Regions from separate parts of the Homo sapiens genome. Here all the other regions are linked to region 3. The links are chromatin contacts, found by Hi-C or POLR2A ChIA-PET in ENCODE. All regions are on one chromosome and are shown on one strand. Each heading gives the region's core, a stretch centred on a gene start or an enhancer-like site at or near the end of the contact. The rest is flanking DNA. Distances are from core to core; before and after follow the strand shown. Region 1 overlaps RGS6 (regulator of G protein signaling 6). Region 2 holds the start of BBOF1 (basal body orientation factor 1). Region 3 holds the start of NUMB (NUMB endocytic adaptor protein). Region 4 overlaps RGS6 (regulator of G protein signaling 6).

Region 1 (2,751 bases), core at 164-2,663, 930 kb after region 3:
TAGCAGGTACCACAGGTCAGGAAAGCAGTGGGGCTGGGACGAGTAGGAAGGTGAGGTGGGAAACTGCAAGGATCAAAGCCAATGGGGCTGGACTGGCTTGTCCTATTCCACTATCAGTCCACTTAAAGGACAGATTTCCAATCCAATCCTATCTCAATGAAGTGCTTTCTTAGGTCTGGTTTGTTTTGTTTGAAAATGATGTGCTTTTAGATAAGCTCTGCCTGATGGCAAAAAAAAAGCCATCTGGGCCTCCTATTTCTCATGTTATTTCCCTCTGCACAGAATATTATGCCGCACGGGTCAAGGTTTCCCAACTTGAATGGGAGAATGGATGTTCATGACATGGGTGTATGGGCAGATGGACAAATGATTGAATGGATCCAGGGAGATAGTCCTTGGAACATCCTTGGTACTCTGAGATTTAAAATGGAAGCCAGGCAGCCACTGTGCTGGCATTTGATTTCTATCTCATCTAGAGCCTGTGAAGGCTTTGGAAAGAGACAAATGCCCTACAAGGAAGCTGAAGGTTCTCAATACTTCCTGTGGTTTAATTCTCTCCACCAACAACTGCCAGCAGAGCTTTATATGACATGCCCCAGGGTTCAGAACTCTCTCTTGGCTCCAGCCTACTATGCCCATCACCATGGGATTCACCATCTTCCAGGTAAAAGCCTGCAATGCTTTGCTACTGTCTTCAGGATGAGAAGCTCAAATTCCTTAGGATGCATTCCAGGACCTGAAAATTCAGTTCTTACATCCTTTTCTGGCATTTTTTCCCATCTAAGGGCAGATATTTTGAGAGAATTTCTTTTGGATCCAGCTTAGAATTACGAAACCCCAGAGAGTACTAAAGTCATTAATTTTTGTGAGTTCACACTTACAAATATATAGCACTTTTTACTTTTTCAAAGATTTTTCAGGGCTATTAGCTCATCTGATTTCTCTGAAATCCTTAGCGGGCTGTAAAGAAGACATCACCCCCATCACCCAGATGAGGAAACTAAGGCACAAAAGGTCAAGGCCCTTGCCTCAGACCACATAGCAAGCAGGTGACAATGCAGGTCCTTTAAGGCCACATGGTTGGGAACAGAGAATTAAATCCATAGCATAAAGAACTGAGTCCTTAAAAAAAAATAATCATGGCCTATATATTTTTCTCCCCTCACAAGGCTAAATCTATGAAATTGGAACAACACAGCAAACAGCTGAGGACTATGGTCACAGCCCACAGACCTTTATGGAAGATTTGGTCTTGGCCCAAAATTTTCAAAAAAGCTAAACGGATCAGCAAAACACAAGTACAAATGCTGGGCCCACGATAACAGGGTGTCTTGTGAAATATTTCCACAGGAAGCAAATACAGGCAATTAACTTGGCTCTAACAATGCGTGTGGTCAAATAAGAAACAAAACCCATTGGAGAGAGGCTGCACCCCACCCCCAGTCCCTGCTTCCAGTGAATCCATAAATCTGGCTGTACTTTCTCTCAGGCTACTGAGCACTAATATTAAAGCATATGACCACTGCAGGGGGTTTATGAGAACCATCATGACCAGCTGAGGAAGCCACCCAGAGCCCCTGAGCCCCATGGGCTGAGGTGTTAACATCCCCATTTAACAGAGAGGCAAACCGAGAAGAGAAAGTTTAAAGAACTTAAATGGATAATTCTAGAAGGAACTCCCAGACTCTTGGCCTTTCTCTAGGGACTAGAACTTCTCCAGGTCTCAGTGCGACCACCAAGCCCTCAGCACTAACAATCCAGGGACAGTGTGGTCTGAGCAGAATCTTGGCCAGCAAGCGAGGACATCTGAGTGCAAGTCCTGGCTGGTCATGGGCTGCTGAGGATTTTAACCTCCTTTTTATACCTGGGAACTTCTGAACTGCACCTACTTTGCTGGGGCAGGCAGCCAGTGCTGTCCAGGAAGGTAAGGCAGTGTGAGTCTCTTGGCACCTGCTGACCTCTGCTCCGCAACACTCAATCCTCATGTAGAAACATTCACAATTCAGATTGCTGTGTTGCCATGGCTGCGTCAAAACCAAGTCTCCTCTAACTTACTCTCCCCCAAAAACTGAAGATCCTTTATGCCCAATCCTCTATCCTGTAGCTTTCTGGATTTCTTGAAGCATTTCAATAATTTTCATGACCATGTGCTAGATTTTATTTAGCACAGGGTCACAAACTACAGTCTGTGATTCAAATCTACAGATACAGACCTGTGATCTAGATCTTTACATCCCATGAGCGAAGAACAGTTTTTATGTTTTTAAGTGGCTGAAAAAAACTAAAAGAAGAATTGTATTTTGTGAAAAATTATATGAAATTGGATTTCACTGTTCATAAATAAACACAGCCATAGGTCCTCATTTATGTTGTTTACATTGCTATGTTGTTGCATTGTAGCTGCTTTTGTATGCAGAATCGAATAGTTGTGACATAGACCACATGACTCACAAAGCCTGCAATGTCTACTATCTGGCTCTTTTTAGGAAAAGTATAGTTTTTTAACTGACCCCTGTTTTAGGTAAAAGGCAGGTTACAGGATCACGCTATTTGCAAAATCGCCCTGTTGTGGAATGAATGTTGTGTCTCCCTAAATTTCATATTGTTGAAGCCCTGATCCTCAGTGTGGTGGTACTTGGAGGTGGGTCTTTTGAGAGGTAATTAGGTTCAAATGAGGTCATGAGAGAGGCCCTTATGACGGGATTAGTGTTCTTATAAGAAGAGGAAGAGAGACCAGAGTTATAAGGACAC
Region 2 (2,700 bases), core at 90-2,589, 560 kb before region 3:
CACTAAAAATAAAAAAATTAGCTGGGCGTGGTGACGGGTGCCTGTAATCACAGCTACTCGGGAGGCTGAGGCAGGAGAATTGGTTGAACCCAGAAGGCAGAGGTTGCAGTGAGCTGAGATCGTGCCATTGCACTCCGGCTTGGGCAACAAGAGCAAAACTTGGTGTCAAGAAAAAAAAAAAAGTACTTGATGCAAGAAATTAGACACTCTAATAGGACCACTGATACTCACTGTAGAAACAAAGCCAGGTTTCTCAAACAATGGGTCATGGAAAATCCAAGGAATAAGGTCTCTTACCCTTAGTGTTCCTCATTGTTCAAATGTGTACTGTAGAAGCATGGTCAAAATCTGAAAACATATGTTAGTGAGTTCTAGGAATGTGATAAGCCCTTGGCACTTTAAGGGCTAGACTAACTGTGCAGTTATGTAAAAACAAAAAAAAAATACCATAAAAGAATACTTACATTAACAAATGGGAAGAAAAAAGCCACATATAAGTATGTACATTGGGCTATCGTTTTATTAAAAAAGAATACTCCAAAATATAGTAGTGTTTATTTTTGGATAATGAGACTACAGGTGATTTTTGTTTTTTCTTTTGGTACTTCCCATGTTTCCCAAACTTTCTGTATTGAGCATGAATTACTCTCTTAAGTTACTTTACAAACATCTCAAGTTTGGTGCCAACTCTGTGTTCCCATATATGGTGTTGTTGCTGGACACCACGTATGACTCCAACGTGTCCAGAAACCACCGGGGTCCCCCAATAGGGCTAGTAGCAATCTAGCAGCAACTCCAGGCCTGTAAGGGGTTAGTGCTAGAACATTACCCACCTCAGTGGCTCTGATCAGTTTGGGAAAACCTCAATAATTATCCAACTTGGTAAAATACTTTAGGTGTCCCCTTTGAACCAAAAGAGATCTCTGAAAAGGCCCAAGGAACTACTTTATACATCCTCTACACGTTTAAGATAATCTGAACACATAGTAGAGATCTGCCAGACTATGGACATGGGAGCTGTAATCCTCACAAGCCGGGAGAGCCGGGGAGAGGGTCCGAGTGGGCCGGCGCGGGGGGCGCCAGGTTGCCAGCCCCAGACCCGAAATCCCAGGCAGGCCCAGGGAGAGGGGACTCTCGGGTGGCTTCTCCTTACTTCGTGTCTTTGCCTTTGCTCTTGCCTTTCTTTTTGTCCTTTCCCTTCGACGGCATCTTGGCTTCCCCAGGGGCTCCGCTGTCGTAGTTGCCCAGCCGCGGCCGCCCTGGCCAGCTCTGTCTCCAAGGGAACCGGGACGCCGAGCTGGCAATGCCCCACCCGCGCCGCTGACGGCGCGCGGAGAGCGCACGCGCCCGTGACGTAGCCCAGGCGCCGCGGCGCGCGGGGTGGGGCGGAGGTCGCGCCGAGGGCGGCGGGCTGCCGCGCAAGGGTGGCGCGCGCGCGGTGAGTGTGCGAGTGTCGGCGGCGCCGGATCCTCTACGTGGGGCCCGGGCTCTGCGGGCGGGAGGCGGGAGCTGGCAGCCCCAGGCGGTAGCGCTTCGTCCTGCGGCCTGGGTGTGTCAGGAGTCGCTGCGGTCGGGGCGCCCTTGCCTCAGGAGACTTAGATCCCCGCTGATCCGCCCGTCCCGCCGCAGTGGTCTGAGCCGCAGCCCTTTCCCGTGCCGCCCGCGGGTCCCGTTCCTCCCGTGTCTCCATGCCGCAGCCAGCGTGGCCGCGGCTACCTTGCCCTCGCCCCCGCTCCGCTTCTGCCGCTCCCGGCACTGCCTTACTCCTTTGGGTTGCATCTCTTTCCTGGCTTTTCACCCTTGCTGATTCTGTAAGGGATAGTGCAGCCAGCGGACGTCCCAGGCCAAATGTTTTTTGATAGGCAGTCGAGGACTTTCCCGAGGGCGGTGGTTGAGGGCGAGGCTGCCAGCCTCCGAAGAGCAGCGGCACGCCAGGGAGCCGGGCGGGGAGGGGAGTGCTGCCACCGAGGTCGGGAGCAGGGTCCTCGGCCTCACTAGGTCCTGTGTGGCCGATACTTCCTGCCCACGACCGCCCCCCGGATTTCCATTTGCTAATACCGGTCCGCAGCCTTCTTTCCTGAAAGTTGCATAAAGTTGGAAGCTCTTCAACTTGCCTCCCCGACTCCTGAAATCCCGAATACACCTCTGAAAAGGAGTGTACTCACAAGTATTCTCATTTTTCAATGAGAGTCAGTCAGTGAGTCATTAAGGAAGGTACGGTATTCTGAGTGCCAAGCCAATAGTTAGGAGACTTGTGGTTGAAGCTCTGCTCTGTTATACTCCATTTCAAATTAAAAAGTTTATTTTAAATGTGGTTGTAGATCCTTCGTCACCATTTCTCTAGGGAGGACTTAATCCGTACACTCCTTCCCGATGTCTTTGACCTCTAATTACTCCCCTCCGCCTTGTTTCCCACTTGCATAGTTTCTGTTTCTGAATTTCTGTTTCTTCTGAGGGAACATGCCGATTTGGTAATGATAAGCCTTGTAAACTTTTTTTTTTTTTTTTCTGAGAGAGAGTCTTCTGTCACCCAGGCTGGAGTGCAGTGGGGCATCTCGGCTCCCTGCAACCTCCACCTCCTTGGTTCAAGCGATTCTCCTGCCTCAGCCTCCCCAGTAAGTGGGACTACAGGTGCATGCCACCACACCCGGCTAATTTTTGTATTTTTGGTAGAGATGGAGTTTCACCATGCTGGCCAGG
Region 3 (2,700 bases), core at 176-2,675:
CAAGAGTTTTTATAGCAACATTAGATTTCTCAAAAATGCCTACTGTGATTTGTACCCAAGTGAATAAAAAATGCAATCATTTATTCTTGTGCATTGTGCCAAGTGAGGAAAAAAAAAAAACACACACACACACAACCCGGCAATTCATTCAATGGCCCTAATTTAGACTGCTAGGAAGAGGTTTAGAAAAAAAAAAGAGAGAGAGAGAGAGAAGCTTTTAAAGTATCTGACACACAGCTAGTAGGGCTATTTAAGAACTGCTGAACAGAAAAACAAAGTGGCAGTGAGAGGTGGGGGAAAGCAGAATTCTCATTTCCAGAGCATCATAAAGGGTATAATGTGGCCCGCTTATTAGAAAGTTGCTGGCCGGGCGCGGTGGCTTACGCCTGTAATACCAGCACTTTGGGAGGCCGAGGCGGGCGGATCACCTGAGGTTGGGAGTTCGAGACTAGCCTGACCAACATGGAGAAACCCCGTCTCATGCCTATAATCCCAGCTACTCGGGAGGCTAAGGCAGAAGAATCGCTTGAACCTGGGAGGCGTAGGTTGCGATGAGCCGAGATAGCACCATTGCACTCCAGCCTGGGCAACAAGAGAGAAACTCCGTCTCACAGAAAAAAAAAAAAAAAAAAAAAGTTGCTAATGGCTGTCTGGTCAATTGGCAGGGGTCAGCCAGGAGTGGATCTGGAAGCTGGAGAACTCTCAATACGCCACTTCAGTTTATTGACGACATTTATAATTGCAACCGAAGTTGACTGATTTCTGCTAAATGAAAGTTTGCGCTTTGCCCTTTAGCATTGAGGCTCCTGGAAAGAACTTCAATGAAATTGGATGCATTGAGACCAAAGAAAAGAAGGGGACATTTTTATCTCTCTGATACCTTTCTCCCCAGGGCTTGGAAACACTTCTTAAACACAACCTCTAATGTTGGTGTTTTGTAAGTACTACCCCTATGAATAAAGCTAGCAGAGATAAGCTTCTCCTTGCAGGAAGTGAGCTGGAGAAGTGGAAAAGTTTACAGAGAAAACTCTACAACAAAGACTTAACCCTTCCCGGGTAACCACGAATGTGAGCGTCTGCCCCTCCTTTGCTTTCTACTGCGCAACCAAACTGTGCACAAGCGTGAATCAACCTTAACCGTCACGTCTCTTGCCAGTTAGCTTAACAGACACTTTTAGCAGCCTATCATAACTTCGAATTGCCCAACCCTCAACCAATTACAACTAAAGCTTGGGCTAGGACGCTCCAGGTCCGGGCGGGGGCGAATACCGGGTTTAGGAAAAGGGGCGGTAAAGAGCGATGACGGGCGGGTATACTAAACCAATCAGAGAGGAGAGCTGCCGCCCCACTATCCAATGGATAGGTTAGAAGTATGAAAGAGGGTGGGCCTGTTGTCATGGGGGAGGTGGTGGCGCTTGGTGGCCACTGGCGGCCGAGGTAGAGGCAGTGGCGCTTGAGTTGGTCGGGGGCAGCGGCAGGTGAGTGCCGGTAACGCGGGTCAGAGATCTGGGGGCCGTCGCGGGGCGGAATCTCCAGCTCAGCACTCCGGAGGCGGAGGCCGGAGGAAGGGGGCCTGGACTTCGGGTCGGGGCCCGGGCCGGGGCCGGGGCCAGGGCGGAGGCGGCGGGGGCGGCGGCGAGTTCGCGCTGACTGGGCTAGGGGGAGAGGGGCTGGGCTTCTGGCTGCGGAGTTCTCCCGAGGAAGGTAGGCTACGGCCGGACCCGCGCGGGTCAGGCCAGGAGGTCCCTTGGGACGTCCAGCTGCTCCGGTCTAGCGCGCTGACCGGCGGCCACTGTGTGAGGAGTAGGTATCTGAGGAAACGGAAGCGGCCAGGGTCCCAGAGAGGGGGTGACCTGTAACGACCTGCTTCAAGGGCGGGGTGTCTTGGGAATACCCAGGACGGCTTGGGTGCCAGGGAGAAAAGGAATCCGGGAAGCCCGGCAGCGGCCGGTGAGGAGAGAGCGGGGTGGGGGGCAGGGGAACTGGGAGTGGCCCCGGTCCGAGGGAGGTAGGAAGGCCGAGGGTGGCCAGGGTCCCGGGTGACAGGGAGCAGACTTGCTCCAAGTAGGGGCGTCTGAGGAAACGCTCGGAGGGGGTTGGGGACCCTCCTGAGAAAAGCGGCTGTCCAAGGGAGGGGGCTCCTGGAGAGATGAGGAGCAGCAGGTCTTCGGAGGGTCGGACGAGTAGAGATCTTGCACCGCCTGGGGGAAGAACCGGAGCTCCCTGCGCCCCCATAGCTGAGCTGGGATGGGAGACCCAACTGGCCTGGCCGCTCCGGCTCTGAGGATCCCTAAGGGACCAGGAAAGAAGTCCTCGAGGAGTGGCTCGCGTTTGAGACCGGGGTGAGGAGCCAGCAGGGGAGTGGAAGTTCCCTCGGTCGGAGAGGAGTCATGCAAAATGGGACGGAGATGGGCGGAGGTGGGAGAGAATCCCTATAGGAGGGGATAAGGTAGAGAAAGAAAGTTGCCCGAGGAGAGAGTAATGGTTTCGTGGAACTGGCTAGGACAGTAGATATATGAGAAATTAACAGTGGAGCCATGTAGGTTCACAGGTCTTCACAAATAGAAGAAACTTCAGTTTCGTAATTAATATCAAGATGACATCTAGGACCAAAGCAAAGCTCCTAAAAGCAAGGTTAAGTGACTTGTTTTAGAAAAGAAATTTGTTTTAGGATGATGGCAGTAATATTAGGAAATAGGT
Region 4 (2,700 bases), core at 164-2,663, 980 kb after region 3:
CCAGCCCCCTGTAGGAGCTGGGCTTAAAAGACTCAGTTTATCTGACATCCAATAAATACCAAGACCCAACTTAAGCTCTTGATTCCTTAAGCAATTGGTCATTGCTTTAACGGTAGCATATGGATGAATAAATGTTCACTACTGAGCTGCCTGGTTAGATTTATTCCATATAGATTCCCCATGTGGTCTCCCATCTTCACGGAAGAGTTAAAAAAACAGACCATTTAGTTGATAAAATTGAGTCTCCCATGAGTTAACGGAGTGGAACTAGCTACTGGTGCAGAATGAAGCACACACACCGCTGTGGAAGCCAGGCTGGAGGGGCCAAATATTTTCTTTACAGCTGATTCGATGCAGTTCAGTGGTTGATGGCGTGTGGAGGCGGAACACTTCCCGATGATCCAGTCCCCTCCTGTCTATGCAGCCAGCACCTCAAAGGACACACATAATTTCTTTTCCCCTATAAAGTGAATCTGGGCATTTTATAGCTGAAAGGGGAGCAATTTCCATTTGAATTAATCCAGAGGCTGAAGGCAAAGGTGCATTATGTAGCTTTAAAGGACATTCTTCCTTGATTGACAAGGTCCCGTGGCCACCCCCTGTAAAGCCTTAGCAACGGAACATTTCTTGACATCACTCAAGGGAGGTCTGTTATCTTAGTTATACTCACATGGAGCCTGTGGGTTTTTCTGCACCCCAGTCTAAGGAATAACTACAGTCTAACTCTTGGCATTGAACACATTCGTTAACCATAACCCTGTAACATTTCTTCCCTGTTAAATTAGAAGAAAGTAGTAATATTATTAAAGGAAAACATACCTTTCAGCCACTTTGGACATTTTCAAACAATGTCTGTCGATCTGTGCGTTCAAAAATGTTATCTGGGAAAATAGAGAACACAGATGTTAAGACCAAACTAAAATTATTTTTTTCCCCTCGCTCCACAAACCCAAATCCTGCATTTCCACCAAGATCCAAATACCTCCTCTGGCCAGACATCTCCAACTCCCTCAGCTCTGCCCTCCAGCAAATTACTTGTGCCTCTGGACATCCCTATCATACAAGATTCATATTCTGCAATTTAGCCTTTGTCTCATCTCCTCCTATACTGTGGTGTGATTTAAGTCTTGCTTTCCAAAATTTAAAGGCAATGTATTTTCTACGTAGCTTAGCAACAGCATGGACAGGTGAAATGTGCCCCATAAATACCTGTTTTGAACAATCCCCAGTGACCCCTCCTCTGCCCACCTTTCACAGGCACGTCACACCCATGTCCTTGGCATGCTTGACTGGAATCATCAAATAGCTTTTTTTCTGTGTGGTTTTTTTTTCTTTTTTTCTTTTTTTTTTTTGAGACAGAGTCTCATTCTGTTGCCTAGGCTGGAGTGCAGCGGCATGATCTCAGCTCACTGCAACCTCCACCTCTCAGATTCAAGTGATTCTGCTGTCTCAGCCTCCCGAGTAGCTGGGATTATAGTCACACGCCACCAAGCCCGGCTAACTTTTTTCTATTTTTAGTAGAGATGGGGTTTCATCATATTGGTCAGCCTGGTCTCAAACTCCTTACCTCAGATGATCCACCTGCCTCAGCCTCACAAAGTGCTGGGATTACAGGTGTGGGCCACCGAGCCCCGAGCCCCGCCAAATAGCTTTTTTTTTTCATATATCCATTACCTCTTACCCATCAGATAATAAACTTGTCAAGGGCAAGCACCTCAAAGTTTACTCCTTTGGGTTTTGCCCTCTAGGAACCAGCAAGGCATAATATAAACAGTAGGTTGCTTTGTTACCAGTAAATATCAGAAGGAAGTAATATAATTAGCCATTGTCTGTTGACCTGGGCTGCTCATCATGAAAGAAAATAACATTCAACCAAGTAATGCTGAAATGGCATTGGGAGTAGAGCTTTATTTATTCTTAAACTTTCCTTTCAAATCACAGCAATAAAGTAGACCATCCTGAGCTGGTGCATTCCAATTATAAGGACTGTGTGACATGAGCCCCCTCCTTCCTCCAGCTCCCACAGCGGACTGTGGGAAACCCCATTACAGCAGTTACCCCAAGGCATGGGATGACTCATTTACGCCCTTTTCTAGTAACTGCTGGAGGAACTGGGTAGAGAATTCTTTCTCTCAAGCTTCCGTGGCTTGTTCACACACAGCACTTAAAAGGTTCAATCACCCACAGCTGGGTTCCACTGTGGTTTCCAGGAACTCAAAGCTTGCTCAATCTTCAGAGTTGAACATTTGAAAGGGTTTTTAAACTGGCCACGTCTCCTCCTGAGAGTGCAAGCTGTCAATTCATTCACCTGTTTCCGGATGTCCTCTTTTGTTGTTTTCCTGATTGGTTGGCTGAGTACATGCACCGGGCTCTGTGCCTGGGACTCTTCAGTCACGCCATACACGGACTAGGAGAAGAAGCAAGCACAGAGGATCATCCACCCACAGAATTGGAGGGTGGCTTAGGGGTCAGCTAGTCCAATGACTCATCCAATTTCGTGAATCCCCTCATGACAATAAGAGATTGGTCTCTGCTTTTATTTCTTCAATGATGAGAATGCTGCCTCTTAAGGCATGTCATCTCATCTTTGGGGTACCACTATAACCCAAATCCTATCTTTTATTGGGCTGAAAATAGCCTCCTTGTATCTCAGTGTTTCTCCAAATATGGTCCATAGACCACCTGCAAAGAATCACCTGG

What was found. Hi-C counts contacts between places; a loop is a spot of excess contacts on that map. ChIA-PET counts read pairs that join two places held with the same protein, here RNA polymerase II (POLR2A). Pooled maps may share reads with other maps.
Region 1: a map with no recorded cell type shows a loop between it and region 3 (5-fold over the local background). The contact joins the enhancer-like site here to the promoter of NUMB in region 3. A Hi-C loop is called at or near these places in 3 of 37 single-sample maps with no recorded cell type and 3 of 50 pooled maps. POLR2A ChIA-PET finds 5 or more read pairs at or near these places in 1 of 52 experiments (activated CD4-positive, alpha-beta T cell).
Region 2: a loop to region 3 is called in a map of gastrocnemius medialis, with 25 times the contacts of the local background. The contact joins the promoter of BBOF1 here to the promoter of NUMB in region 3. A Hi-C loop is called at or near these places in 1 of 168 maps with a recorded cell type or tissue (gastrocnemius medialis) and 9 of 50 pooled maps. POLR2A ChIA-PET finds 5 or more read pairs at or near these places in 3 of 52 experiments (HEK293, activated naive CD4-positive, alpha-beta T cell and activated naive CD8-positive, alpha-beta T cell).
Region 4: a pooled map shows a loop between it and region 3 (6-fold over the local background). The contact joins the enhancer-like site here to the promoter of NUMB in region 3. A Hi-C loop is called at or near these places in 1 of 168 maps with a recorded cell type or tissue (HCT116), 2 of 37 single-sample maps with no recorded cell type and 3 of 50 pooled maps.

Annotation. Positions count from the first base shown.
Region 1 is chr14:72,522,218-72,524,968 of GRCh38, reverse strand. All of the region lies in intron 15 of RGS6 (regulator of G protein signaling 6), which reads right to left. Among named protein-coding and RNA genes, the nearest start is that of MIR7843, 6.8 kb to the right of the region's middle. Within about 2 kb of position 1,413, at least 2 of the 41 ENCODE cell types and tissues checked have a DNase peak (open chromatin) inside an H3K27ac peak, as active enhancers do.
Region 2 is chr14:74,017,988-74,020,687 of GRCh38, reverse strand. It overlaps BBOF1 (basal body orientation factor 1), which reads right to left and starts at 1,339. Exons shown (of 12, transcript NM_025057.3): 1 at 1,154-1,339. The coding sequence starts at 1,209. It overlaps ENTPD5 (ectonucleoside triphosphate diphosphohydrolase 5 (inactive)), which reads left to right and starts at 1,400. Exons shown (of 16, transcript NM_001249.5): 1 at 1,400-1,438. RefSeq lists silencers at 1,223-1,472, 1,503-1,572, 1,583-1,722, 1,763-1,832, 1,748-2,042.
Region 3 is chr14:73,457,271-73,459,970 of GRCh38, reverse strand. It overlaps NUMB (NUMB endocytic adaptor protein), which reads left to right and starts at 1,425. Exons shown (of 13, transcript NM_001005743.2): 1 at 1,425-1,478. RefSeq lists enhancers at 29-562, 563-1,096 and silencers at 1,082-1,281, 1,472-1,561, 1,572-1,701.
Region 4 is chr14:72,476,449-72,479,148 of GRCh38, reverse strand. It overlaps RGS6 (regulator of G protein signaling 6), which reads right to left. Exons shown (of 18, transcript NM_001204424.2): 11 at 2,309-2,407; 12 at 820-881. Among named protein-coding and RNA genes, the nearest start is that of MIR7843, 39 kb to the left of the region's middle. RefSeq lists an enhancer at 2,142-2,351. Within about 2 kb of position 1,413, at least 2 of the 41 ENCODE cell types and tissues checked have a DNase peak (open chromatin) inside an H3K27ac peak, as active enhancers do.